Linked DNA regions of Mus musculus: all the other regions are linked to region 3. The links are chromatin loops, found by intact Hi-C in ENCODE. Cell type or tissue: gastrocnemius. All regions are shown on one strand. Region 1 overlaps Gm42138 (a long non-coding RNA gene). Region 2 overlaps Ptpn13 (protein tyrosine phosphatase, non-receptor type 13). Region 3 has its middle 4.1 kb from the start of Gm30443. Region 4 has its middle 16 kb from the start of Klhl8.

What was found. Peaks named below come from ENCODE experiments on the same cell type or tissue, not always from the same donor. Only the 100,000 strongest peaks of a DNase experiment are listed, where the experiment ranks them.
Region 1: a loop joins it to region 3, with 7 times the contacts of the local background. A loop is called at or near these places in 37 of 42 quality-filtered maps.
Region 2: a loop joins it to region 3, with 2.4 times the contacts of the local background. A loop is called at or near these places in 10 of 42 quality-filtered maps.
Region 4: it touches region 3 in a loop (2.7-fold over the local background); 8 of 42 quality-filtered maps call a loop at or near these places.

What each region holds. Positions count from the first base shown.
Region 1 is chr5:103,658,747-103,661,246 of GRCm38, reverse strand. All of the region lies in intron 1 of Gm42138 (a long non-coding RNA gene), which reads right to left. Among named protein-coding and RNA genes, the nearest start is that of Gm25721, 1.8 kb to the right of the region's middle. In gastrocnemius, CTCF peaks have their summits at 1,460 (motif pointing right) and 2,110 (motif pointing right); a DNase peak (open chromatin) is centred at 2,093.
Region 2 is chr5:103,533,436-103,535,935 of GRCm38, reverse strand. The region is part of intron 16 of Ptpn13 (protein tyrosine phosphatase, non-receptor type 13); the gene reads right to left. Among named protein-coding and RNA genes, the nearest start is that of Slc10a6, 95 kb to the left of the region's middle. In gastrocnemius, a CTCF peak has its summit at 1,290; no DNase peak of the experiment used is centred here.
Region 3 is chr5:103,354,580-103,357,079 of GRCm38, reverse strand. No RefSeq gene overlaps it. Among named protein-coding and RNA genes, the nearest start is that of Gm30443, 4.1 kb to the left of the region's middle. In gastrocnemius, no CTCF peak of the experiment used is centred here; a DNase peak (open chromatin) is centred at 973; H3K4me3 peaks cover 597 bases; H3K27ac peaks cover 526 bases.
Region 4 is chr5:103,926,043-103,928,542 of GRCm38, reverse strand. No RefSeq gene overlaps it. Among named protein-coding and RNA genes, the nearest start is that of Klhl8, 16 kb to the right of the region's middle. In gastrocnemius, CTCF peaks have their summits at 948 (motif pointing right) and 1,958 (motif pointing left); DNase peaks (open chromatin) are centred at 952 and 1,962; H3K4me3 peaks cover 591 bases; H3K27ac peaks cover 1,398 bases.

The DNA.
Region 1 (2,500 bases), 300 kb before region 3:
TGAGAACCAACCAATACTCGTCGTGCCATGGTATGGTTCTCTACATTCTCTTCCCTTACCAACACCAGGTAAAATATCACCTTCTTCCCTACCTATCGGTGAAGATCAGGATGTCATGAGAAGAAGTTCAGAATGATGGCTTCCATGAAGCAGATGTCAGCAAAATGTGGTAAAAATGACTGACGCCTCTGCGCCAAGACTGGCTCAGGCACCACTGGGTCATTTTAAGAATAGCAAAGAGAGAGAGGTTGAGGGCTGGGAGGATATTTGGATTGTGTTGAAACCTTTATCAGTCAAATGCAAGAGTTCCTCCACCTGGTGGAAGCATGGGCTAGAAATCCAAGCTAGAAGCCCAGGCTGGCTAGTGAATCCTTTCTGGGTCTGACCCACAGAAAATGATGGCTACCCTGGTAAGAGGAGGGCCAGGAGGCTTGGCGAGGTAACAGAAGGGTTGACACAGCCTCAGCATGCACAAAGTTAAAGAATGAAGGGGCTGGAGCAATGGCTCAATGGTTAAGAGCACTGTCTGCTCTCCCAGAGGTCCTGAGTTCAATTCCCAGCAACTACATGGTGGCTCACAACCATCTGTAATGGGATCTGATGCCCTCCCCTGTCAGGCTAGTATACATGCAGACAGAGCACTCATACATTAAAAACAAACCAGGGGAAGAATGACCTGGGAGCAGAGAGCACTGCAAAGCATCAGTACGGAGGAGTACGGAGTGTATGGCATTGACGGCTGTCAGTCGGGGGCCTTAAAATTATGGGATGTACCTTTTCATCATTATCTTCGAAAGTTATGCAATTAACACATGGGAAGTTTTAGAAACAGCCATAAAAACTTGGAAACTGAATCTGTGGTTTACATCTTAAGAGAAGTAAAACGTCTTTGGAATCAGGATGGGTGTACACATGTGAGAGTCTCATGATGGCAAAGGGCAGTTGGAGCAGAACTTACAGCGGATCATAGCCTTGCATAGAGTGTCATCTGGGGAGACTGTGTAGTGTGGGAGGTATGGTGCAGAAAGAACAAAGATCAGAATCAGGTGGTCTTGAGTTCAAGCCCTGTGATATTCAATGTTACTGGTGCTCAAAATGCCATCTCTAAAATACCATCACAAGGGGCTTGCTGGTTAAGAACACATAATGGATGCTCTTCCTGGGATGGAGTTCACTGGTAACACAAGGGGACCTGACCATTCAGGTACCAGCACTTACACAAAGAAACACACACACACACACACACACACACACACTCATGAGAGAGAGAGAGAGAGAGAGAGAGAAAGAGAGAGAATACAAATAAATATTAAAACACCACAAAATCACAAAACTAATAATGCCATCAATATGTGATAATTAAATGAACCAGTGAGTACAGTCTATCGAACGGCATTTAGAGCATGCCACAGTTTTGTTATGTATGATTGGACAGTCTCATCTCTTTTGCATTCCCCCTTGTAACTTCATCTTAACACTAGGTGGCAGCAGTGTTCACTTAAACAATTAAAAAGGCCAACGAGAGCTTTCTGGACTAGACACAATCTAAGTGGAAGAAGAGGATGAGGTACCAATAAAACAGGGAAACTGATACAGAGATAGGGGTGAAGATGAGCTTAAACCTGTAGAGGAGAGAGGAAGAAGGGAGTGAGAGAGAGAGAGGTAGAATTTGGTTATTATTTTTAAGTTAGCTTTCAAATAATAGGATTACCCCCAGGTTCTTCATACACATGCCGTTACATTTTCTTCTAGTTCACTATCTTTTCTTACTGCCTTTGCTTATGTCCCCTCCCCGCTAGAATTTGGTATTTCCTTTCCTTTCTTTAAAACAACATTTCACTTTATTTTGATGTGTATGGGTGTTTTCCTTGCATATATGTATGTATGTCCACCATGTGTATGTTTAGATGAGGGCATCAGATCTCTTCGGACAGCAGTTACAGAGGGCCATGAGTGACTACATAGGTGCTGGGATTCGAACCTGGGTCCTTTCATAGAGCAGCCAGTGCTCTTACCTGCTGAGCCATCTCTCCAGCCCTTATGACTTTATTTTATATATTCGGGTATTTTCTCTGCATGCATGTCTGTGCATTATATATGTGCAATGCCCTCAGAGGCCAGAAGAGGGTGTGGAATCCTCTGGAACTGGAGACATCAAGGACTCAAACTCCGGGGTGTGCAGCACCCTCTTCTGAACTCCGAAGGCACCAGGCATGCAGGGGGTGCACATACATACACAGTCTTGACTGAAACTCCATAGAGACCCAAAGCTAGAACCATCAACTCAACAGCTCCAGGATTTCTGGTTGTCAGAAAATAAGACAGATTTAGAATCTAGTTCAACTGAACCCAGGGGCCATCTGGTTACAATGCTCAGCACCAAAGTGGCTCTTGTGGTGGCATATGTGTGCATGCCCAGCATTTGGGAGGTAGAGGCAGGAGGATCAGAATGTTGAGCCTATTCTTAGCCACAGAGCCAATAGTAGCTGCCACATAGGCT
Region 2 (2,500 bases), 180 kb before region 3:
CCCAGGTACGGGGGAGGAGGAGGAGGAAGAAGGGGAGGGGTACAAGGGAGGAGGAGGAGGAGGAGGAGGAGGAGGAGGAGGAGGAGGAGGAGGAGGCGGCGGCAAGAGGAGCACTGGAGCCTGGGAACACAGGACCAGCGTTGGCAGCATGAGCATATGGCCTCCCAGACAACAAGGGGGTGGGGATAAAGAAAAGAAACACAGGACAGAAGTGATACCAAGTGATATAACTTGAGACTTAAATACTTTAGTATTTAGAGATGGCTATTTTTTTTACCAAGTTCAAGAAAAGTAGAAAAATAATAAACCACTTTCTTTTGGCTGATATTTCTTGAAAGACGATATAACTTACGAAGAGAGCCTCCTAGAACCTGTGGTCTGTGCTGAAATTTGCACGTGGTCCCTACACCTTAAAAAAAGATGCATCTAACAAGCCAGGGAACACAGCAAATAATCTGCATTTACTTAAGTGAGGTTAGATTCTATTCCAGCTATTACCTACTATGCAAATTAGTCTCTATTATCTTTACTTCAAACATAGAAATAGGCACAGAAAAGTCAGATTTAGTAAGAGCCCAAAATTATAAGACGAGAATATTACCTAAAACACTGCAGCCTTACTGATGTATAAAATTTTAAATAGACTTCTTATATAAATTTATATTAAAGATCTTTATATTTGGGCTGGAGAGATGGTTCATCAGTTAAGAACACTGACTGCTCTTCCAGAGGTCCTGAGTTCCATTTCTAGCTACCACATGGTGGCTCACGACCATCTGTAATGGGATCTGATGCCTTCTTCTGGTGTCTCTGAAGATAGCTTCAGTGTACTCATATAAATAAAATAAAATTTAAAAAATTTTTTTATACTTTTAATTAGAAACTAATACTAATACCATAAACATAATAATGAATGCAGTAAGTTAGAGCAACATTCTTAAGTTCTAGGTAGATATTGTTGCTCCTGAATCTCTGGGATGGAACCTGACTTCACTTTGTTAAAAATAAAACCCAGCAAGTGTTAGAATATGTTAAAATACAGTGACATCAAACTAGAGTCTTGATTATGGGCACACCTAGTAACTGTTCAGATGGCTAGCTATATTTTTATCCCTAACAAATGTACCCCTTAACTACTGCCACAGAGTTCTCAAAGACACTAAGATCCACTGCTGTAAATCTAGTGATCAGCATGGAAGGTAGAATCTACTCAAACTTCAGAAGAGCTGCAGGACAGGTATCTAGAATAAACAGCCAACGGTAGGCAGAGCCCCCGCCAGAGGGACCTAGAGGTCCAGAGTAATTACAGAGGCTGCATTACACACAATGTGCTGTTTGAGACAAATTAGCAGAATGCTTGGTTCCAATGGCTGATTGGATGGACAGGAAGTGCATCCGAGGGAGGGCTTGTGAGAACTGAAAGGGGTGGAGGATAACTTTATCTAAGTTTCCTTCACAAACTTGTTCTACTAAATGCCTACTTGAAAAAATTAAATTAAGTCCAGGTAATTTCTTTGTTTCAACAGTTTTGAAAAGATGAAAGGTAGTGTGGGCTTTCCTGGATGAATAAACTATTATCTGTCAATCTCAGAGGGAAACTCTACACGTCATAGGAAGCAACCAACCCCTAGGTCTAGATCTGATTTTAAAGGCGCCTTATCCAGAATACAGCATAATCTTTATATTCTTATGAATATTATTTTTGTGAGAACCAATTTCAGCCCAAATGTCAGTAGTCCTCAAATAGCATTAGACCATAATACATGTATTTTTGTTCTTCTCTGAGGCTCTGAGGTGTGCCAGATGACACTTCAATGTTCAGATACTCCACATTCAAGAACAGAATATGTTTTGGAAATAACTACCTTTTTTGTTTGTTTGTTTGTTTGTTTTTCGAGACAGGGTTTCTCTGTATAGCCCTGGCTGTCCTAGAACTCACTTTGTAGACCAGGCTGTCCTTGAACTCAGAAATCTACCTGCCTTTGCCTCCCTGCTGGGATTAAAGGCGTGAGCCACCACGCCCGGTGATAACTACCTTTTTAAATGCATTTCCCACCCCCCTGCTAAAAGTCACTTTTCTAATAATATCACGGTAGAGGCTAGACTCTAAAATTTCAGCAATTCATGGCATTAGTTTATGAAGCTCAGTGGTCAGCGGACCTCTGGCCTCTGAGAGCCCCACCCGTGAGCATCACAGGCTCATTAGAAGGGAGATAATCACCTATCTTAGAAATATCAGGGTGTTCCTCTACTTGAGAGATCATGGCTATAGAATAAGTTTTCATCTAGTAGAGTCCAACTCAGTTGTAATTTAACTCAAATTAATTGAGCATATAACCAGTTAGGAATGCATCCCTAGGTGTTCAGAAAATCAAAACAAAACCAGAAACCAGAAGCGAAATCTCAGTAAGATCGCCTACAACTAAAAAGTGGAAAGAGCTTTATGTAGTACTAAGGTTTACCATGGAAAGTCAGTAAATGGTTACAATTAAAATCGGTT
Region 3 (2,500 bases):
TATATATATATGATAGGTGGATGGATGGATGGATGGGTAGGTAGAGAGATAGGTAGATGGATAGATAGATGATAGATGGATTGGATAGGCTGCCACAAAGTAGGGTGAGTGGAATTCCCCATCCATGAGGATACGTGGGACTTTAGCAGACGTGTTCTCATATAGAGCTCAAAAGATGCACAAGAATTATTTTTAAAAGTTCCTTTCTGCTCTTCTTATAATGGGATTTTTATTATATGTGGGAAAGAGTGAAGTAGGAAGATGTGGTTTGAACATGCTTGGCCTACAGGGCGTGGTTCTATTAGGGGGTGTGGCCTCGTTGGAGGAAGTGTGTCACTGTGAGGCGGGGCTTCGGAGGTCTCCTATGCTCTGGCTCCTGCATATGTAAGAGAGCTCTCTCCTTGTTGCCGGAGGATGCCAGCCTCTCTGGGTTGCTTTTGAATCAAGATGCAGAACTCTCAGCTACTTCTCTAGCACCATGTCTGCCTGGATGCTGCCATGCTCCCTACCACGATGATAATGGACTAAACCTTTGAACCTGTAAGCCAGTCCCAATTAAATGTTTGCCTAATTTATAAGAGTTGACTTGATCATGATGTCTCCTCACAGCAGTGGAAATATTAAACAGGAGACTTGCCTAAAATCAGTGTAAAGTAGGGCATGTGGTAAGAAGTCCTTAAAGGAAGAAAACAAACGGACAAACAAATCAACAAACCGACAACCCCTCCCCCCCTCCCCCCAGGCTCCAGGTTACTTCTGCCTGCCGTCAACAACTGAACTTTGACCATCTGAGGACAAAATATGAATGGAAGGGTTTAAGTCGGGAAGGAGAAGAATGAAGTAAAGAAAGAAAACTACAGCTTTCAAAAGTCTCCATGAAACAAAAGTTTTTTTGTTTTTGTTTTTGTTTTTAATCCAAACTAAGCAAAACCCGTTCCCGTGTTTAGAGCGCCATCTCCTGGTCATGAGGTCGAATGGCCCTGAAGGGAAAGAACAGAGGACCTGGGCTGGATATTCATCTGCAGTCACAAAGTTTTCCTCTCTAGCTGCTGTGACAGATTACTGATAGAAGAATCTCAAGGGAGGACAGACTTAGTTCTGGATCCAAGGAGTATAATTTCATGGCCGGGGAGGCATGGCCGCTGGGATGATTCTGTTGCTATGGGAGCTTGCTTCTCACAGCCAGCCAATACACCCACAGCCTCCTCCACAGGACTCTTAGCTGGGGACCGAGAATTCAAATGCAAAAGTCGATCTATGGACGATGCTTCACACTCAGATAACGAGAGACCGTCAATCAGTTTGTGCGCCCATAGCCCCCTTCACCACCCAACTACCTTTCTAGAGATTCCTTCCCTCATGTCCTCGTGACAATTCTCCACGCTCCAAAGGCAGCGCCTCAATTTAGAATTCCAGCTCAGAATTCCTTGGAACTGAACGTTTCTCCTGGAATTTGTTAACTCTAGCTTTTGTTTGCTCACGAGTGCCAGCCTTTGTGTGTGTGTGTTGCTTAGGATACCCCTGATGCATATCGGGTGCCTCTGCCTTCTCCCACTTCCTGTCGTGTCTCCATCTCTTCCTCCTTCCTTCTCCTTGTTTTGGGGGTTTTATGGTTGATCCAGGGTTGTGCCCATGTCTGGGAAGTGCCAGTGAGCACTCTTTGTCCTGTTTTTTTGGGAAGGAGTGGTATATCGGCTCCTCCAGGACAAGAATCGTGTCTCTGCTCTGTTCATCCCTCACGTGAGAGGGAGAGCTCAGAGTGCCCAGTGGAACAGACGATAGAATAGACATACTTAAAGAAATGAAAAGAATGAATTGAATGAGCAATTGTTGACTACTTAGTAAATAGACTTTTAAGACTGGAAGAATTCCAAAGACTAGTATATTTGGATAGCTCAGTAGGCTTGTGAATTCACCAATAAGTTCATAGGAAGAGCCTCAGGATATTCCATCGTCTCTTCTCTACCTAGTTTAATTCTGTGCCTTGTGATATGATGGGAAGATACCTGTAAGGCATCCGGGACTCTCACATCCTAGGCAAGAACGTGTAGTTAGGATGATGAAACTATCAAGAGAACATTAAAGCTAAATGTTCCAAAGACTGGAACATTTGAACACTTCTTGTTACATTGTTGAGGGGCCATAAAGTATGGAAGACACTTGGTTATGCAGAGAACAAAAAAATGTGATGGGTGGTGTCTAGGAGAGGGCAGTGGTCAGAGCGCGTTTGTTAGTATGAAAGAGCAGCCTAGGAATAAGGCTTAGCTGTCGGTCCGAGTTGGTGTCTTACCTAGGGGACTGAAGCAGAGAAGTCACAAGTGTTGAGAGTAGCCTGGGCTGCAGAGCCAGATTTTGTCTTTATAAAGAATGCTGCATTTGCTATCCGTGGGGGATACACAGTGGATTATCTTCGCTGCTGGAGAGGGCTCGCTCTCTTAGGAGCACTGGGAGGCAGTGAGCTTGATCTGAGAGGCTGAGGCTGTGCAGTCCTTCCTCTCCT
Region 4 (2,500 bases), 570 kb before region 3:
AGTACTGGCTCTAGCTTATCCAGATAGATCCTGTGCCTTTGTGAACACAAGAGCCGTACTAGGTCCAGAATGCCAGAAATTTTACATTTGCAATATATTTTTAAAAAAACAAAACCCTTTATGGATTGTTTGTTTTGGCGTTACTCCACCAAGACTTAAGCAATCTACAAACGCTCTCTAGCAGTGAGCTACATCCCAGTTTTTATTTTTTACATTTACGGTTGTCTTAGGGATGAGAGTACAGAGCAATTTTCTAGCACTTGAGAAGTCCTGAGTAGCCTCGCTAGTGTAAGCAGAGTAAACCCTGCACCCAAGTGCCTATTCGTGCAAAATCCCGATGGAAAGGCCAAAAGTACAGTTCAGTGGCGGTGGACGCGTGCCCAACTAGTCCAAGTCCATGCTTGGCTCGATTTACTGCTTTGAGGTCTCTCCGTCGGAGAGAGGCGTCGTGGTGGCCAGAAATGAAACAGGATCAGGACAAGTCCAGGGCCCTCAGTCCCCCTCATGGTTACACCACTGCTTAACAGCTCCACCACACCCCAGTATCACCACAGCAGGCATAGAGTCATTGCCACATGTGCCTTTGAGGGGCGTTTAAGAGCCAAAGTCTCCAACTACAGCAGAGGACCTAAAAAGAAGGGACTGTATTGGATGAGAAAGTTGCATGTTCTTGAAAGCAAATTGTGCAGGCTCTGGGGATCCGCCAGAAGTTCAGAGTGCTGAGCTGAGAGAACTGAACTCATCACGGTGAAAAGAAACGTAAAGCGGATATACTGGTGTGTGCCGTGCGCCGCGGTGCCTACGCCGAAGACGCTGAGGCAGGAGCAGAGCTTGAGCTCACTAAAGGGAAGGTGGGAAGACCTTTACAAAAGCCTAACCGCTGTTCTAAACTTTCCTTCTGAGCCTATGAGCTCATTTCCTTCACTACTACTCCTTTACCAAGACCGTCCAGCAGAGGGCGCTCCGAGCGTTTACCAATTATTCAGTGGCACTCAATCCCTTCTCCACTACGCAGTTCCAAAAATAAATTTGACCGTTCTTGGGCTAGTTAATTGACTGGTCCTGTTTACTCCAGGAGGACATTAGGACCTAGTGGACTCTGCAGTTTGAGAATAGGCCCTTTCTTAGCTACTCTCCATGCTTAATAATAGAATTAATATCTTATTATATATTGTATATAATATGTATTATTATAGAAATAATAGTAATTTAATAATTTAAATACACACTTTGAAATATTGTCCCTCTTTCTCCCCTTCTTCTCCCTCCCTTCCTCCCTCTTTCTCCTCACTGTATCCCAGCGATACAGAGTAATTTTTCGTGCTTCATTAGCTATATAGCCCACACTGAGTGATAATTTATTGATAATTACGACTTTCTCAAATATTCTCTATCCAATTCATCTTAAATGGTAGTCCGGGATATTTTTATGCCTTCTCCTGGCGGTTTAAATACATCACAACGTTTCTGCATCTAAAGGAGAGATCCTTGCAGGAGAGAATGCAGCGCTGACTATAGCAAATAGTCGGCTTGTCTGGGGGTTTTTAGCTTATGAGATGCCTAAATAATGATGAAGACATCTTGGAGACCCCCTAAAAGAAGAAATTTTCATGGAATAATGTTTAAAATAATAAGTAAAATAAGGGTCAGCAAGATGGCTCAGAGAGTAAAGGCACTTTCCAACAAGCCTGACGACCCGAGTTGTAGCCAGAAACCCACCTAGGCGAGCTAACTCCCACAAGTTGCCTCTGACCACACACTGACTGTGATGTGCATGCACTCCACCTCTTGCCACGCAGAATAGTGTACTTTTAAATTTTAAATTAAAAATAGTAATACATTCAGGCTGGAGAAATAGCTCAGCAGTTAAAAGCCCTTGCTGCAGCTCTTGTAGAAACTTGTGTGAGTTCCCAGCACCCATACCTAATACCATAGGTCGCACGCCCTCTTCTGGTCGATGTGGGTACTGCATGCATGTGGTAGACGTACGCAGGCACACACAGAAATAAATTCATATTTAAAAAATAATAATTAAGAGCCGGGCGTGGTGGCGCACGCCTTTAATCCCAGCACTCGGGAGGCAGAGGCAGGCAGATTTCTGAGTTCGAGGCCAGCCTGGTCTACAAAATGAGTTCCAGGACAGCCAGGGCTATACAGAGAAACCCTGTCTCGAAAAACAAAATAAATAAATAAATAAATAAATAAATAAATAAATAAATAAATAAATAAATAAATAAATAAATAAAAAACAAAAAGGGATGAGGATGCAGTTAAGTTGTGGATTTCACGCATGTGTGAGGCCTTGAGTTTAGATCTCCTGGCACCACAGGGGAAAAGGAAGAAAAGAAATTGAAATACTTTGACTTTCTCCTGTGGGTTATCTAAAATGAACACAGATGATAATGCTGTAAATTTTTATATATCAAAATATATCATATAAAAACTCCATATATAAATATAAGATGTAAAACCAAGAAATTTTAAAGAGAATATTTGTATG